Regions from separate parts of the Homo sapiens genome. Here region 1 is linked to region 2. Evidence: chromatin contacts called from ENCODE Hi-C or POLR2A ChIA-PET data. All regions are on one chromosome and are shown on one strand. Each heading gives the region's core, a stretch centred on a gene start or an enhancer-like site at or near the end of the contact. The rest is flanking DNA. Distances are from core to core; before and after follow the strand shown.

Evidence for each region. A loop is a pair of places that touch in the nucleus more often than their neighbours do. ChIA-PET counts read pairs that join two places held with the same protein, here RNA polymerase II (POLR2A). Pooled maps may share reads with other maps.
Region 1: a pooled map shows a loop between it and region 2 (1.8-fold over the local background). The contact joins two enhancer-like sites. A Hi-C loop is called at or near these places in 1 of 50 pooled maps. POLR2A ChIA-PET finds 5 or more read pairs at or near these places in 3 of 52 experiments (MCF 10A, Panc1 and T-cell).

The regions. Positions count from the first base shown.
Region 1 is chr17:17,626,575-17,629,975 of GRCh38, reverse strand. No RefSeq gene overlaps it. Among named protein-coding and RNA genes, the nearest start is that of PEMT, 37 kb to the right of the region's middle. RefSeq lists enhancers at 1,193-1,352, 2,446-3,351, 3,352-3,401. Within about 2 kb of position 1,260, at least 5 of the 41 ENCODE cell types and tissues checked have a DNase peak (open chromatin) inside an H3K27ac peak, as active enhancers do.
Region 2 is chr17:17,390,377-17,394,073 of GRCh38, reverse strand. No RefSeq gene overlaps it. Among named protein-coding and RNA genes, the nearest start is that of MED9, 85 kb to the left of the region's middle. RefSeq lists an enhancer at 1,810-2,039. Within about 2 kb of position 1,918, at least 2 of the 41 ENCODE cell types and tissues checked have a DNase peak (open chromatin) inside an H3K27ac peak, as active enhancers do.

The DNA of each region.
Region 1 (3,401 bases), core at 11-2,510, 240 kb before region 2:
ATGCTACAAAAAACATGTTAAGTAAAAAAAAAAAAAAAAAAAAACCAGGCTGTCAGGCGCGGTGGCTCACGCCTGTAATCTCAGCACTTTGGGAGGCCGAGGGGGAGTGGATCACCTGAGGTCAGGAGTTCAAGACCAGCCAGGCCAACATGGTGAAACTGCGTCTCTACTAAAAATGCAAAAATTTAGCAGGGTGTGGTGGTGCATGCCTGTAATCCCAGCTACTCTGGAGGCTGAGGCAGGAGAATCACTTGAACCCAGGAGGCAGAGGTTGCAGTGAGCCGAGATCGCGCCATTGCACTCCAGCCCGGGCAACAAGAGTGAAACTCTGTCTCAAAAAAAAAAAAAAAAAAAAAAAAAGCCAGGCACAAAAGGTCACTATGTTGTATGACTCCATTTATGTGAAATATGTGGAATAGGTAAGTCTATAGAGACAGAAAGCCAGTTGCTGGTTGCCAAGGAATTGGGGAAGAGGGGAATGCAAAGTGAAGAGATTGCTTAAGAAGGATGGGGTTTCTTTTTGGGATGATGAAGATGTTTTGGAAGAAGGTAGAGGTAATGATTGCATAACGTCGTGAATATACTAAATGCCACTAAACTATACACTTTAAAATGGTTAATCTGGCTGGGCACCGTGGCTGACACCTGTAATCCCAGCACTTTGGGAGGCTGAGGCAGGTAGATCGCTTGAGCCCAGGAGTTCCAGACCAGCTGAGACATCATAGCAAGACCCTGTCTGTACAGAAAATCAAAAAATTAGCTGGGCATGGTGGTGCAACGCCTGTAGACCCAGGTGCTCAGGAGGCTGAGGCTGGAGGATTGCTTGAGCCCAGGAGTTCGACCACTGCACTCCAGCCTGGGTGACAGAGCAAGATCCTGTCTCAAAAAAAAAAAAACAACAAAAAAAACCAGTTAATCTTATTTTATGTAAATGTCACAAACCAAACAACCAACAAAGAATTCATACCTAGCACATTCAAAGAACTCCTGCAGACCAACAAGGAACAAGCAGGAAACACAACAGAAAAATGGCAAAATATATGAGTGAGCAGGGTACAGAGGGGACCTGAGCTGGCTGGTGAGTGTGTGAGAGGATAACCAGAGACATCCAAACCAAAACTCCCACTGGGGCTTCCTTTCTTCCATCGGTCTGGGGCCACCTGGCATGGACGACAACGGCCATTGTGAATGGGGAACATGGGGAAAACAGGCATCACTGCCCGCCTCCCGCCGTGCACCATGCCGCCACCTGCCCCCGGGCAAAAGAGAAAGCGAAAGAAGCAGTAATGATGAGGTGTGGACAGTTTTACTTTGGGCTGAGGGAAATATGGCTGTTTATTATTCTTTCCATCTTTCTGCATTTTAAGATTTTTCTTTTCTTTTCTTTTTTTTTTTTTTGACGGAGTCTTGCTCTGTCGCCCAGGCTGGAGGGCAATGGCGGGATCTTGGCTCACTGCAATCTCTGCCTCCTGGGTTCAAGAGATTCTCCTGCCTCAGCGATCCTCCCGAGTAGCTGGGACTACAGGCACGTGCTACCACGCCTGGCTAATTTTTGTATTGTTTTTTTTTTTTAGTAGAGACGGGGTTTCACCATAATGGCCAGGCTGGTCTTGAACTCCTGACCTCATGATCCGCCTGCCTCTGCCTCCCAAAGTGCTGGGATTACAGGTGTGAGCCACCGCGCCCGGCCAGATTTTTTTCTTTTAAAGAAGAACAGGCCAGGCACAGTGACTCACACTTATAATCCCAGCATTTTGGGAGGCCGAGATGGGAGGATCACTTGAGGCTAAGAGTTCAAGACCAGCCTGGGCATCATAGTGAGACTCCATATCTACAAAAGATTTTTTAAAAATTAGCCAGGTGAGGCCAGGTGTGATGGCTCACAACTGTAATCCCAGCACTTTGGGAGGCTGAGGCGGGTGGATCACGAGGTCAGGAGTTCGAGACCAGCCTGGCCAATATGGTGAAACCCTGTTTCTACTAAAAGTAAAAAAATTAGCTGGGCGTGGTGGCGCACGTCTGTAGTCCCAGCTACTTGGGAGGCTGAGGCAGAAGAATCACTTGAACCTGGGAGTTGGAGGTTGCAGTGAGCCAAGATTGTGCCACTGCATTCCAGGCTGGGCGACAGAGTGAGACTCCATCTCAAAACAAACAAAAAATTAGCCAGGTGAGGCCAGGCATGGTGGCTCATGCCTGTAATCCCAGCATTTTGGGAGGCCGCAGCAGGCAGATCACCTGAGGTCAGGAGTTCGAGACCAGCCTGGCCAACATGGCGAAACCCTGTCTCTACTAAAAATACAAAAAAATTAGCCAGACGTGGTGGCGGGTGCCTGTAATCCCAGCTACTTGGGAGGCTGAGGCAGGAGAATCACTTGAACCCGGGAAGTGGAGGTTGTAGTGAGCCGGGACATCATGCCATTGCACTCCAGCCTGGGCAACAGAGCAAGATTCCGTCTCAAAAAATAATAACAATAATAATATTATAATAATTAGCCAGGTGCGGTGGTCACATCTGCAGCCCTAGCTACTTGAGAGGCTAAGGTAGGAGTATCTCTTGAGCCTATGAGTTGGAGGCTACAGTGAGCCATGATTGCACCACTGCACTCCAGCTTAGGAGACAGAACGAGACCTTGTCTCAAAAAAAAAAAAAAGAACAACAAAAGAGTCAGTTAGACTTTCTGGCTCAGGATGAGCATTTAGGGGACCGTGGAAGCGGTTAGGATTCCAGGTGTGCCTGTGTGTGCTCAGTTATTCAGTGCATTGAGTGAGGGCTCTGGCCTGGGCATGGTGCAAGAGTCAGAGCTTTCAGCATGAGAGAAGCTGACGCTGGTGAGAGCATCCCAGCCCTTGTTCCTGGACGGGGGTGGGGGTGAGAACAGGGCTTACTGCAGGGACCCAAGCCAGGATGTGCGGGGGGCGGGCTCAGCAGGGAGGAGCCTGAGGAAGGGACCCCAGGGCCCAGCAAAGACCAAGGCTGGGAGGGCAGGAACAGTGGGGACTTTTCAGAGAACAGCAACTGCCACGCCGCCGCCAGCTTCTCCGGCAATGCCCTGGGACTGTAGTGGGATTATCATTTATAACTGACAGATGAGGAGACTGAGACCCAGACTCACAGAGTTAAAGGGACAAAACCAAAGACATGCGTTACCTGGCAGCCACCGGCTGGGTGAGGTCCTCTCCCTGTCCGGACCTCAGTTTCCCCATTTGCACCACAGGGGACCTGGACTGGATTCCTGGGGTCCTTTCAACTCCAAGGCTGCCCAGCTCACCCAGCTCAATGCGTTACACCTGCGAGGGGACCACGATCTGGCTTGGGTGGGGCCTTTCCTCCCGGGAGCACAGGCAGTTGCAGGGGAACTTCCCAGCTCCCGAAGCCTCCTCGCAGCCAAATGGGAAGTTGT
Region 2 (3,697 bases), core at 669-3,168:
GATACCCCCTACCAAGTGTGGCCCTCTCACGCCAGAAAGAGGGAGGAAAGACAGGTCAGAGTTCTTTCCCCGACGTCAGGTTGAGGGCTTAAAAGACAAGATCTGGGGGCTTCGTTTTCCCTTTGTGGAGGCTGGAGGGGAGGGAGAGTTGGAAGGAGACATGAACTCAGAGAAGAGGAAAATTAGAAAAGTAAGACATTGAACTTCCGCTCCATGAGCTTCAGGTAAGCCCTGCTTACCTACCTCCTTATCACCTGCCTATCCAATCATCCACCTGTCTGAGGACCAGTGATGTTATTCTGTTGGCTTGTCTTTTGTGTGTTTTGTTGTCACTGTTGTTTTCGTTTGTTTTTTGTTTTGAGACGGAGTCTCACTTTATCGCTAGGCGGGAGTCCAATGGCATGATCTCGGCTCACTGCAACCTCCACCTCCTGGGTTCAAGCAATTCTCCTGCCTCAGCCTCCTCAGTAGGTGGGACTACAGGCGCACGTCACCACACCCAGCTAATTTTTGTATTTTTAGCAGAGACACGGTTTCACCCTGTTGGCTGGGCTGGTCTCGATCTCTTGATCTGCCTGCCTCAGCCTCCCAAAGTGCTGGATTACAGGCATGAGCCACTGCGCCCGGCCTGTTGTGTGTTTTTTGAATTTTTTTTTATTTTTTATTTTTTGAATGAGCTACTGTCCTGACTGGGATTCTCCCAAAAACTGATCTTGAGACAGGATGTAAGTGCAAGCACTTGATTCATAAGGTGGTCCAGGAAACACTGGTATGGGAGGAAGGGAGATGGGAGGAGCAACCAAGGAGGGGCAAGTTACTGACATAGACACCTCTGGGGCAGCTGGAGCTCCATCTGCCCAGGAAAGCCAGGGCTCAGATCAGTCCCTCTGTGCTGGAGCGAGGGAGCTGGCACACTTACCCCAACTCACGTCAAAGAATAGCTGGCCCCAGACAGACGATGCCAAAGGCAGGGCCCTGCCTACGCAGGCCATGAAGGGACAAGTTGTCTGTAGATAATTGTTTCATTCTTTTAAAAAATTTTATTTATGCCAGGCTCACACCTGTAATCCCAGCACTTTGGGAGGCCGAGGTGGGTGAATCACCTGAGGTCAGGAGTTCGAGACCAGCCTGGTCAACATGGTGAAAACTTCTCTACTAAAAATACAAAAATTAGCCAGGCGCTTGTAACCCCAGCTACTCAGGAAGCTGGGGCAGGAGAATTGCTTGAACCTGATGGAAGAGGTTGCAGTGAGCCAAGATCATGCCACTGCACTCCAGCCTGGGGGACAGTGTGAAACTCTGCCTCAACAATATATATTTTAAAAGTTGGGGGTCGTCACTCTTGCCTAACATGGAGTGCAATGACATGATCACAGCTCTTCATAGCTTTTAACTCCTGGTCTCAAGCCATTTTCCCACCTCAGCCTCCAAAAAAGCTGGGACACAGGCACACATTACCACATCTGGATTTTTTAATTTTTTGCAGAGACAGGGTCTCACTATGTTGCCCAGACTGGACTCAAACTCCTGGCCTTAAGCAATCCTTCCAACTTGACTTCCCAAAGTGCTCTGAGATTACAGGCCTGAGCCACCACACCCACACTCTGGAGAGAATTCTACAATAATATTGGGTCTGGAATTTGCTCCTTCCAGTGGGTTCTTGGTCTCGCTACCTTCCAGAATGAAGCCACAGACCCTCGCGGTGAGTGTTACAGTTCCTAAAGATGGCATGTCCGGAATTTGTTCCTTCAGATGTTCAGATGTGTTCGGAGTTTCTTCCTTGTGGTGGGTTCGTGGTCTCGCTGACTTCAGGGGTGAAGCCACAAACCTTCGCAGTCAGTGTTCCGGCTCTTAAAGGTAGCGCAACCAAAGTTGCTCATTCCTCCTGGTGGGTTCGTGGTCTCGCTGGTTTCAGAAGTGAAGCTGCAGACCTGCACAGTGAGCGTTATAGCTCTTAAAAATGGCACGTCCAGACCTGTTCGTTCCTCCTGGTGGGTTCGTGGTTTCGTTGGCTTCAGGAGTGAAGCTGCAGAGCTCCGCGATGAGTGTTACAGCTCTATAAAGGTGGCGGGTCTGGAGTTGTTCACTCCTCCTGGTGGACTCACCGTCTCGCTGACTTCATCCAGGTGTGAAGCTGCAGACTTTGCCATGGGTGTCTTACAATCAGGGCAGACCCAAACAGCCAACAGCAACAAGATTGCAAACAGCAAAAAAAAAAAAAAACAAGCATCACACAGAAGCATACTGAACAGGTTACCACTGGCGGCACATGGTGGCCAGCTTTTATTCCCTTATTTGACCCCGCCCACATCCTGCTGATTGGTCCATTTCACAGGGCGCTGATTGGTCCATTTTACACAGTGCTGATTGGTCCATTTTACACAGTGCTAATCGGTGTGTTTACAAACCTTTAGCTAGACACAGAGCGCAGATTGGTGCATTTACAATCCTTTAGCTAGACAGAAAAGTTCTCCAAGTCCCCACTCCACCCAGAAGCCCAACCGGCTTCACCTCTCAATATGACCAACTATAAATCAGTGTTTTTATTATTACCATGCACAGACAATTCTAAACATCATCAGAGATGTTTTCCAGGTTCCTAGATCTTTTGTTCATTCAAGTTCCAGAATATTTCCAGGGTTAACTGTTGAGTTTTAATGATATATGTGAAGCTCCAAGTTCACACTTTTTATTATTCATTCTTTAATAAACTTTATATTGTACATGTAGAAGTTAGTTCTGCAAACTCCCACCCGGTTCAGCCCTGACATGCATATTTAGCTACAAGCGTCTGTTTCGAGAGTGAATTCCTAATGCTCCAGGACCTCTCCAGCTCATTCAGGTGCAGTTTCCGTCTCTAAACCTCTGGGTCTCATGTTCTTAGGTCCCAGCAGGATACTCAGAATAAGCAGCTACAGCCCAGAGGCTGTGAGGGCGAAAAGACAGAGCTTGAGTTACTTTCATCAGCACTTAGAGTTTTCGTTTTCACTTGGAGTTTCCATTTTCACTCAATATTTCTCTACGGTGAAGGCAATCAAAAACTGCTAGAACTGATCCCAGAGAAATAAAGACCTCGACAATGTTGCCCATTCTGGAATGTACTGTGAAATGGGATTTTTAAAAATCTCTGAGAGGCCGGGTGCAGTGGCTCATGCCTGTAATCCCAGCACTTTGGGAGGCGGAGGCTGGCTGATCATGAGGTCAAGAGTTCAAGACCAGCCTGAGCAACATGGAGAAACCTAGTCTCTACTAAAAATACAAAATTAGCCAGGCGTGGTGGCACATGCTTGTAATCCCAGCTACTCGGGAGGCTGAGGCAGGAGAATCGCTTGAACCCGGGAGGCAGAGGTTGCGGTGAGCCAAGACTGCACCACTGTACCCCAGCCTGGGCAACAAGAGCGAAACTCCGTCTCGAAAAAAGAAAGAACTCTACCAAAGTTATACTTACGTTGAAGACGTTTTCTAACATTTTGTACCCATTGCTTCATCAAAAAGAAACTTTACAAAATTGAAGTTAATAAACAATGCTCATCCATTCCCTAGGAGAGAATATGAGCTGACTATTCAGCCCACTGTGTTGAAGCCTGGCTATTCAACACAAGTCCATGAGGAAGACCAATGTTGACAAAATCACTTGACACAACTGCAGAAAAGAAAGCTGAAAATAGAAACCATAATGTCATTATCCATTATCGTG